Linked DNA regions of Mus musculus: region 2 is linked to region 1. Evidence: chromatin loops called from intact Hi-C (ENCODE). Cell type or tissue: gastrocnemius. All regions are shown on one strand.

Region 1 (5,000 bases):
TAACTGATACCTAATATACTCCCTAAGGGATTACAAAGAGAAATGTCTCTTTTACTGCATAAGTCACTCGTAAAATTACAAGAAGAGGCCACTGCAAAAACCCACGAATGTGAAGCCAGAGTTGCCGTGGAGGCCCTTGGATATTGTAGATGTCAATAAGTCAGAGAGACAGAAAACTGTGGGTATATAAGAAGGAAAGAAACCTCTCATGCTAGGGTCTGATTGAAGACTCCCACCAGCAGCAAAATGGGAATTGATCCATCATGAATAGCAACTGTATAAGCGTTTACCTTTCTAACCAATAAATGTATGCTTTTCTTGTAATGTCACTGCAAAGTCTATTTACACGGGAAGGACATATAATGAACCCTTTGAGCATCTTTAGTAGCTTCCTGCTTCACCCCACCAGGTTAAGGTTCTACCTCTGTGGCTAGATTTTGTCACTGTGATCGAGGACACAGTCACCTATGGAGCAGGAGCTTCAGTTGAGGCTATGCTTCCTGATTCACTCTGGCCACTTTGTAGGTATTTTCTTGATTAATGATTGGTGTAGGAGGCCCAGCCCACTGTGGACAGTGACATCCTTGAGCAGGTCGGTGATCCTGGGTTCTATAAGAAAAGCAGGCAAAGCAAGCCATGGGGAGCAAACCAGTAAGCCCCATTCTTCTACTTCTTCCAGTTCAGTTCCTATGTCCGGATTTCTGCCCTGCTTGACCTCTCTCAGTGACATACAAGATGAAATAAACCCTTTGCTCCCCACATTGCATTCACCCCCCCATGACAGCAATAGGAGGCAAACTAAGATACCATCTAAGACATTTTGAGCCATCTTGTAGTCTTACTCACCAGGAGAGAAAAGGAGAACATACGTTGATCAGAAACTTTGGGACACATGACTTGAGACCTATCAAAATTGAATACAAAGCCAAATGCTAAGGTAATTAATTCCAACTCTCCCTTGAGAAGCCAGCCCCTACACTTGGATATACTTTACTTTCTGTGACTTTTTCATGATGAATTCCTACCCACACTTTGATATGTCTTTCTCTCTGAAACATTTCCTTGAGGAGCCCATACCTACAACTGAGGTGAGTCTTTGTGACCCTCCCTTGAAAAGCCCACCCCCACATTCAGATATGTCTTACTTTCTGCCTCTGCACCACCCCCACCCCAGAGCCCATGTCCATGCCCTTGGGTATGTCTTCTTCCCTTCCTTGAGCCCCTCCCACTTCTCTTACCTTCATGCTTAAACTCTATATTAAATTGCCTGTAAAAAATCTTCAACTTTCGCTTTAAACTATCAAGGCCTGAAGTTCTTTCCTTTATCAATGCCATAAATTTTAGTTTAGTCTGACTTAAAAATCCCTAATAGAATAAGGAAACTCCTAAATTTTTGAGATTGACACCATGGAACTGTGTTTATGTCCCCAATTCAGGACTGTAAGAACTCCCCAGAGAGAAGCTGAGGGAATGGAGAGAAGCTTGCCTAGGAGAGGGGCTATGAGTGTTATATACAATAGAACAGGAAGAGTGAGACTAACAAACCACTCAGAGTGCAGACGATTCCAACACAAAACAGAGATATTAGATCTGAGGCTGCAGAATTTGGTGTTTCCCTCCTTAGGGGATGCTTCACTCAGATTATTAATATAAACATACAATAAAAATTCAAAACATTGCAAAAACAATGTCCATTGAAATATGTAAATGTATAAAGCACATAATTTCCAGTACAAATGCTGGATCTAAATGAATAAATTATAGATGTAAATTTATTGTGATATTATTCTAACAAATAAATTGCCATGTACTTCTTTATAGCCTTGTAAATTTTGGTGAGATGAACCTATCAAAATGCAAATATTCAAAGTAATAGTGAAGAAATTACTGTAAAATGGTTAATACTTAAGTTTATTTATTTATTTTTTTTTTTACTTTGCTTCTTGATGTATTTGATTTTTTAAAAAAAGTTTCTGGTCTGCGACCTTCAAATACTGAGTAATGTAAAAGCTACTTCCTTAGCATTCTATGTACCCTGAAATAATGAGTAAATTTAGTCATCAAAAGGTTTCACTCTTTAGTAGGAAAGCCAAGATAGCCAACAGAAACTATTGCTTAAAAATTAAGACAAACAAAAGAACCCTCAATGAGCAAAGGACAAAAGAGCCGGGGTCAATGAGCCTGTTCAGAGGACAAGGGCACTTGCTGTGCTCAGTCCCAGAAACCCACAGGAAGGAGAAAGGAGATTCCACGTAGTTGTTGTGACCTCCATAGGAACACTGGGGCAAGCACAACCCCACCTCCAACACATCACACATACATATACACACCCTGGCTGAAGAGGGTAGTTCAACAGTTAGTGCATACTGCTCTTGCAGATGACCCAAACTTGATGTAAAACTTTCCCTCCACTCTAACTGGCTCTTCCATCCTTACAGCCTTTTCAGCTGGCGCTGTGTAAGCATCCCGGGCAGAACCCAGTAAGGCAGCTTCCTTACCTGGTCCTCCCTCCCCGCCCTCCTCCAGGGCTCCCATTTCTAGGCTCTGACTCAGTAGGCTAAATACAAAAGCAAAAGACACAACCATGTTACACCAGAAGTATGTCTCATCAGAAAAAACAAAAGCAACACATATGTGCATTCACACACACACACACAAACACACATGACAATATGCTTCTCACAAAAATTACCAATATCATAGTATTGGTCCCCAAAGAGAACAAGTAAGACAAGATCAAACACAAAGAATTAAAAGAACAATTACAAGCAGTTCAAAGAATTGAAAGAGGTTACTAACATCTGAACAAATTAAGAGAGAACAAGAGAAAACTGATTGAAATCCAAGATAACACAAATAGGTAAGATGAAATAAAAAAGACAATTAAGGAGATGAAATCTGAATTCAGCAGATAACAGAATTGCTGAAGAAAACCCAAAAAAAATGAAAAATTTCAAACTGTCAAAAAGTTCAGTGGAAAGCATCGTGGACAGAATGAAGGGAGACAGAACACAGTAACTAAAGGATTAGGAAGAGGACTCAATCATCCTCTCATGGGAAATGATCAGTTGTTAAATGCATAAGTGGGGAAGCATGCTCTGGGATACCATCAAAGAACTGAATCTACAAATTTGGGCACAGAAGGAAAAAAACTGGAAGACAAAGACATAGAAAACACTTTCAATAACATTATAGAGGATGGCTTCCTAACTCTTGACAAAGAGATGCCTTAAAAACACAAGAGACTCACAGAGAAATAACAGGAACAGAAAAGAGATTCCCCATGACATGCAATAGTTAAGACACTAAAGACAAAAAAATGAAGAAAGGATACTGAAAGCTACAAGACACAAGGGCCAGGAGACATGAAAAGGCAGGCCCACTAGAGGACAGCTGACTACCTATTATAACTGTTTAAAGCCAAAAAGATATATTCTAAGTTCTGAAAGATTACAGCCAGCTGCCAGCCTAGAATGCTATACTCAGCAAGGTTATCATTTATGAGTGACAGAGCAATAAAACTTTCCATGATAAAAGCAAACTAAAAGAATATATGACCACTAAGGCAGCTCTGGAGGGAAAAGAGGAAGGTGTAAGTGAAACAAGAGAAGAATAAACACACCAAAGAGGCCACAAGGACAAATAAATATGAGAGCAGGTGATCAGAGGCTTAGGGAAAAACAACAAATCATCAACATGACAGGAACACACATCTTTCAAAAACAACTGAATATTAACAGTGGTCTCAATTCCTCCCTGAGAAGACAGACTAATACACTGGATTAAGAAACAAGATCTATCATTTTTATGAATCCAAGTTAACATCATACTTCCAATGATAGAGACAACCTTGGAATAAAATGACAGAAAAAGGGTATTCTATGCAAATGAAATTTGAAATACAAAGTAATCCTTCACAATTATAGGAAAGGTGCAATAACATCCTTATATAACATGATCCCAGTGAATTAAGTTGATAATCCAAAGCTAGGGAAAATGCACAAAGCATACAAACATAGAGGTATTAAGCCACACAGTACTGAATGCTAAATCAGTCACTGCAGAAATTAAGCAATGAATTTAAAATTTTTCTTTTGTAAATGAAATAAACTTGAAAACAAGATATTTCAAAAATTATGCAACACAATAAGTACAGTTCTAATACCTGCCTCAAAATATGAGAGTTCTCAAATAAATAACTTAATGATGCACTGTCAGGCATTAGGAGGGAAAAATAACATGTCAAATCCAAAAGCAGTAGATAGAAATAATTAAGATCAGGGTAAAAATTAATGAAAGGAGCTGAGGGTGGTGGTGCAAGCCTCTGATCTCACCAGTTGAGGGACAGAAGCAGGCAGATATCTGTGAATTCAAGGTCAGTATGTTCTACATAGTGACTTGTAGGACATCCAGGAATACATAGTAAGACCCTTTCTGGGGGAGGGGGTGGGGAAATCAATGAAAGAAAAGACTGATTCTTTCAAAAGATAAAAAGACTGACAAACCCTTGTTTAACAAGAAGATAGAAAACAATCCAAATTAAGAAAATGGATAAAGATGGAGACATCATAACAAATGACAATAAAATTCATAAAACCATAAGAAAAAAACCTAAATTTCTATATTCTTCCAAATCAGGTAATCTAAAAGAAATGAATAAATTACATATATATCTATATATATATCTATAGATAGATATATATATATACATATGAATCACCAAAATTAAACCAAGATTGAAATAAACAATATAAACATATACAACCAATGAGTTTGAAGCAATAAGGTATTTTCCAGAGGGGGTTGGTTGTGGAGAGCGGGGGGAACAGAATCTGATTAACTCACTGCAGAATTTGTTCAGTCTTTCAAAGAACACTAATACTACTCAAGCTATTTCACAAAATAACCTCTCAATAAAATACTTGCAAACAGAGCTGGTGACATGGTTTAGCAGCTAAAGTACATTGATTATTCTTCCAGAGGAGCTGGGTTCAATTCCC
Region 2 (5,000 bases), 91 kb before region 1:
TTTAGGTATCAATCTAGAATTGGGTAGAATAATTTTCTAGTATAAGCCTTCATTAACATTATCTAGTAAAACAGAATGATTCGTCATTCAAATCACCATCTTTAATAAATCTTTAACCCTCACAAAAAAACTTGGTAACAGGGAATGAGCGAAGATCTCTCAGCAGCTACACTGGGGTGAGACAGAGAGTCCTAGGTCCTACATTTCGACTGACTGTAGAGCGTACCCTAAAGTATCTTGCCCATCAGAGTACAGCATACTTCACTTTGAGGAAAAACAAGAATGAATTTGAACACTGCTCTAGAACACACAGCTGACCCAGATATTAGATACATAGTAATGTATGAAAACCTCACACCTGGCTCAGATGGACATTGGCACTAAATCCAGATCAGCTGGGAAGGAGAAGACCAAAGCCAGAGCCTAGAGTCTGGTGGAAGCAGCAGCAAGCAGACTGTTAGAAAGAATGGCAGAAAAATAAGTGGGTTGGGGGGGGGGGGGTCTGTGAATACACAAGAGGACAGGAACTACAATGTATCTGTAGGCCAATAACGGTCTAAAATTGCACCAGATAGATAGATAGATGATAGATGGATGGATGGATAGATAGATAGATAGATAGATAGATAGATAGATAGATAGATAAATTTGTAACTAAAAAGGCAAATTTGGCAACTCTCTCCATCATATGATAGTAAAACTACTATTTTCAAGGCAGAAATAAATAACTTTAGTTCAGTAAAGTCCTCAAGTATTTATAGAGGCCCCAATTTTCAGTTGCTAGCCTTTAAGATGCATGCCTAACAGAAAATAATCTCATAAGGTGACTTCCTCCTAAAACAGAGATACAATACTAATCTCTGTATAAAAATATATGTCATCCTATAGGCATTATAGCTCAGGCTTCCAGGAGGGGAAACAACAACAACAACAACAACAACAACAAACCCTCAAAACCAAACAAGGACACAGACAGCTAATACCCATTTAGAAGCAAGTCTTTAACATTATAGAGGAAAGCCCACAGAGAATTATCACCTGCTTGAAATCTTTTTTGAACTGCTTGAGTGCACTTTTAGGCCTACAGATTTCAAAGGAAAGCAAACGTCTGCTCTGCTCTGAACACTTTGCAGAACATGAGCAGTCTGTCATCACCAATTACAGACTTTGACCTCAGTGAATTTGTCAGTCTCTTGCCTTCCACAACTAAAGGCAAGGATGTGTTATAGGAATTACTTGAAAAAAGCCTATTAACTTTGGCTGTTTGATACTTATTTTATAAGTGTTTTACTTACATATATGTCTGTGCCTCACATATGTGCCTGGTACCCATAGAACCCAGAATAGGATGCCAAGTCTCCTACGACTGCAGTTGTAGATGGCTGTGAGCTTTCACGTGGGTGCTGGGAACAGAAGCCAGGCCCTCTGAAAGAGCTCTTACCCAGCAGCCATCTCTCCAGTATCCAGATTGATTTTTATCTTCCACTTTCTAAACCCACAACTCCGTATAATGTGCTGACTCTGCCCAGAGCCTCTTTATAGCTAAGAGCTCAAACTGTTCTGCCCAACTTAGTATCTGTCATTGCTTATTCTAATACATGTTCAAGATGATAGTCCTTGATCATTACCATGAGGACGTGAGTTTTAGAAGTACAGAAGGCTGTCCTCTCCCCTTTAGCCTCATGACCAGAACAAATATTTCCGACACAGTCTCAAAGGCCAAAGGTATTATCTATGACCCTTATATATTGCTAGCATCAACAGTCTCTGTAAGTGAAATGAGGCTGAGTTGGGGCCAGTGTTGGCACATGCGTCACTAGTGCTATTATTTTGGGGGCAAGCTCCATGCCTCTGGAGAGTGAGTAGACATTCACAGTGTCTTCTGACCTTGTGGATGCCATCAGGAGTTTCTCACATGTTTTGCACAGCTTTGAAAGATGTTCTCAGAAAGGTAGTTTCCCTGGCTGGTCCTAGGCTAATTGACTTTGGAGAGAAACAAGGGCTTCTCATAAAGATGGCAGATTAGTAGCTATATCAGTCATCAAGCCATCAAGAAAAAGAATGAGGGTAAAATTGGATAGACTCATTCCTAGGACAGAAACAGCCTAAGAGGAGCAAAAAACAGAAAGCAATTAAAAGGATAGAAGAAAAGTATGAAAAAAGTAAATAAGCCCAGGTGAGATCTAGAAAGACCCTAGAAAGAAGCAAGCAGAGCAGCAACCAGCCGGTGCTCAGCTGCAGTCCACACAGGGCAGTGCAAGCAGGAGGTGCAGGAGCTGCAGGAGCTGCAGGAGGTGCAGGAGCTGCAGGAGGTGCAGGAGCTGCAGGAGGTGCAGGAGCTGCCAAGGGGATGCTGCTTCCTCTTGAGCACGAGATTGTCGGTTTGGTGAACTGAAAAGAGGCTGACTTGGATACACTGAGTGAGGGTGGAGTGATGGCAGAACAGGGCTAGGCACAGAAACTATAACACAAGTGTACAGTAGAAACCAAAGCTGTGATTCTCCAAGAAGATGTGACTAGACAGAAGACTGTAGGAAGCACTAGGGAAGCCACGTTCTGAGTGAGCACAGCTTGGGAGTAAGACAAGTGTGACAAGTCCCGTGCAGTCCTGGTAGGAGTTAGAGTAGTTCTGACAAGATGGATGGGAAACAACAACAAACCAAGCAAAAACCAGCCAAGATCAACACGGGAAGGATTACCCACTGATCCGTAATAGCATGTGATGGCTGAGGGTAAACAGGGGGCCTGTGCTCCAGAAAGCTAGCAAGAAAAGCACTAGCATATCAGACATGTGTGCAGGGCATTAAATCGGGGAATTCTTACGGAGAGTGGAGTCCCACACAGACATCTCAGCAAGGAGAGCACACCCATTAACGTGTGTGAATTTATGACATTGGACTCCTTCCTTTACCACACAACTGCTAAAAAGACAGCTCTGAGTAAGAAATAACACTGATCCTAACCAGGAAGGAGTATTGCTTACCTGATAGTTTCTGGGTTTGTTTGGTGTTTTGTTTTTTGCTTTTTGGGTTTTGTTTTTGTTTTTTGTTTTTTCGAGACAGGGTTTCTCTGTATAGCCCTAGCTGTCCTGGAACTCACTTTGTAGGCTAGACTGGCCTTGAACTCAGAAATTTGCCTGCCTCTGACTCCCGAGTGCCACCACGCCCGGCCTTTTTTTTTTTTTTACTTTTTCATGTATGCTTTGGTATGTCAACTGGTTGACTGGTTGGTTGGTTGTAGGTTGTGCCTCATCTGAAGAGGCATTTGTGACTGTCCTTTCTTTTTCCATACCTATTCCCATTACTTCTGTGTGGCTACAAGAAATGACCAATTTTGTTTCCATTTCTACCTGAACTAATAAATGACCAATATCCATTTAGTAACATTCAGCACAGAGTTATGTTAAAAACAGCTACGCTCTTGGCCGCACTTTAGAATTTTCTGAGCATTAAAACTCTAAGGGGATAACTAAACTCTAAACAGCGCCTTTTATACTAGGTCAGGAAGGTGCTTATGTGTCATGAGTGACTGCTTTCAGAATTCCTCTGAGCCCAATGTACACGTAAGATTCAAAAACACGCTAAGAAATCATACTGGCAGAACATTTATACCTAAGATTGAAATGCCTGCTTAGGCAGGTCAGATTCCAGAAGAGTAAAGCTTCAACAAGCAGCAAGGCAGCAGTCACAGTGGACTGTGAGTGAGTGTGCTCTATGGAGTGTGCATAGAAAAGAGGGGTTCGCTGTTAAATAGTAGGCATGGCCTCAGGTACTTCAAAGGAAGCAACGCCATGACAAAAACCAAGCCAATCACTACCAGCATCACAGCAGACCTGGAGAGTCAGTGCCACTCCCTTTTCTCCTTTGCAGCTTAGGAAGATCTAGCCGGTCCAAGCTGCTTTAGTCCAGGATGCCTGGCAGTCTTCTTGAGAAACACTAGAAGACTTACAACCTACCCCAATTTGTTAACTTCCTTATTGGGCTTCCTTTTCTTATCGTTTTGGCCGAACCCACTGTCTGCACCATACCTCTGTGACTAAGAACACTAGTAACCAGTTGTTAGCCACAATCACATACAATGTCACATTGCTCTGTCGCATTTCAGGAATCTTCAAATGTTCCTGAAGAAAATGAGTCCAGTGCTTGGCCCACAATGCTGAGCTTTCTCTTACTCATTCTCTTCCAAAAATAATGGAATCCACTGTCAGCTCTTAGATTCTGTAAGTGCAAAAAGTGCTTAATGATCTCATGAAAATCTAAGGTAACTTTTCTGGGCTCCAATTTATCCAGAGAGAGGTGGAGAGGGAGGGAGGGAAGATCGGGAGGGGAGGGAAGGGAAGGAGGGAGGAAGGGAAGGGGAGGTGGAAGGAAGGTGGAAAGGGAGGGAGAGTTATACTAGGCCCACAACTTCCCATCCCTACTGCAGACATTATAAAAATTCCCTCTCTGCATGAAATGAATAAAATTGAAACCAACATGAGCACTGACATGTCAACTTTATGGTGCACAATGCCAGGAACACATAGAAAAAATGTGAAACTCCTCAGAAACAGCTTAGAGAGTAGAGAGCTTACCCAACAACCAAAATCAGACTTACCAGGACCCTAGTACCAACAACCAATGAAAGGTGAACTTCAAGGGGTTAATCACTTCCAAGCAAAATTGCTCAAGCATAGGATGCCACAAATAGTTCAGGTAGTCACAGGTTTTAAATAAATGACTTTGATAGACATGCAAATAATTAGTTGTTTGTTTGTTTTTAAGTTACCTGGTTTCCAAAGAGGTTAAATCCATTAATTGCTTCTAAGGCTGCTTTTGCTAAACCAACAGAGCTAGAAAGAAGGGAAGACATTACTATTGACATCCAATGGGCAAGTTTCTTTATGAACATTCATAACAATACACACAGGAGAAAAACACCATCCCCACATTCCATTATTTTAGTTTCATTTTTCATACTAATCACCCACAAAAACTATTTCTAGGTTCACCTTGACCTGG

Evidence for each region. Hi-C counts contacts between places; a loop is a spot of excess contacts. Peaks named below come from ENCODE experiments on the same cell type or tissue, not always from the same donor. Only the 100,000 strongest peaks of a DNase experiment are listed, where the experiment ranks them.
Region 2: it touches region 1 in a loop (2.2-fold over the local background); 1 of 42 quality-filtered maps calls a loop at or near these places.

The regions. Positions count from the first base shown.
Region 1 is chr8:85,844,578-85,849,577 of GRCm38, reverse strand. All of the region lies in intron 2 of Phkb (phosphorylase kinase beta), which reads right to left. Among named protein-coding and RNA genes, the nearest start is that of Phkb, 6.1 kb to the right of the region's middle. In gastrocnemius, no CTCF peak of the experiment used is centred here; no DNase peak of the experiment used is centred here; H3K4me3 peaks cover 104 bases; H3K27ac peaks cover 2,711 bases.
Region 2 is chr8:85,935,239-85,940,238 of GRCm38, reverse strand. It overlaps Phkb (phosphorylase kinase beta), which reads right to left. Exons shown (of 32, transcript NM_199446.2): 9 at 4,768-4,831. Among named protein-coding and RNA genes, the nearest start is that of Phkb, 97 kb to the right of the region's middle. In gastrocnemius, no CTCF peak of the experiment used is centred here; no DNase peak of the experiment used is centred here.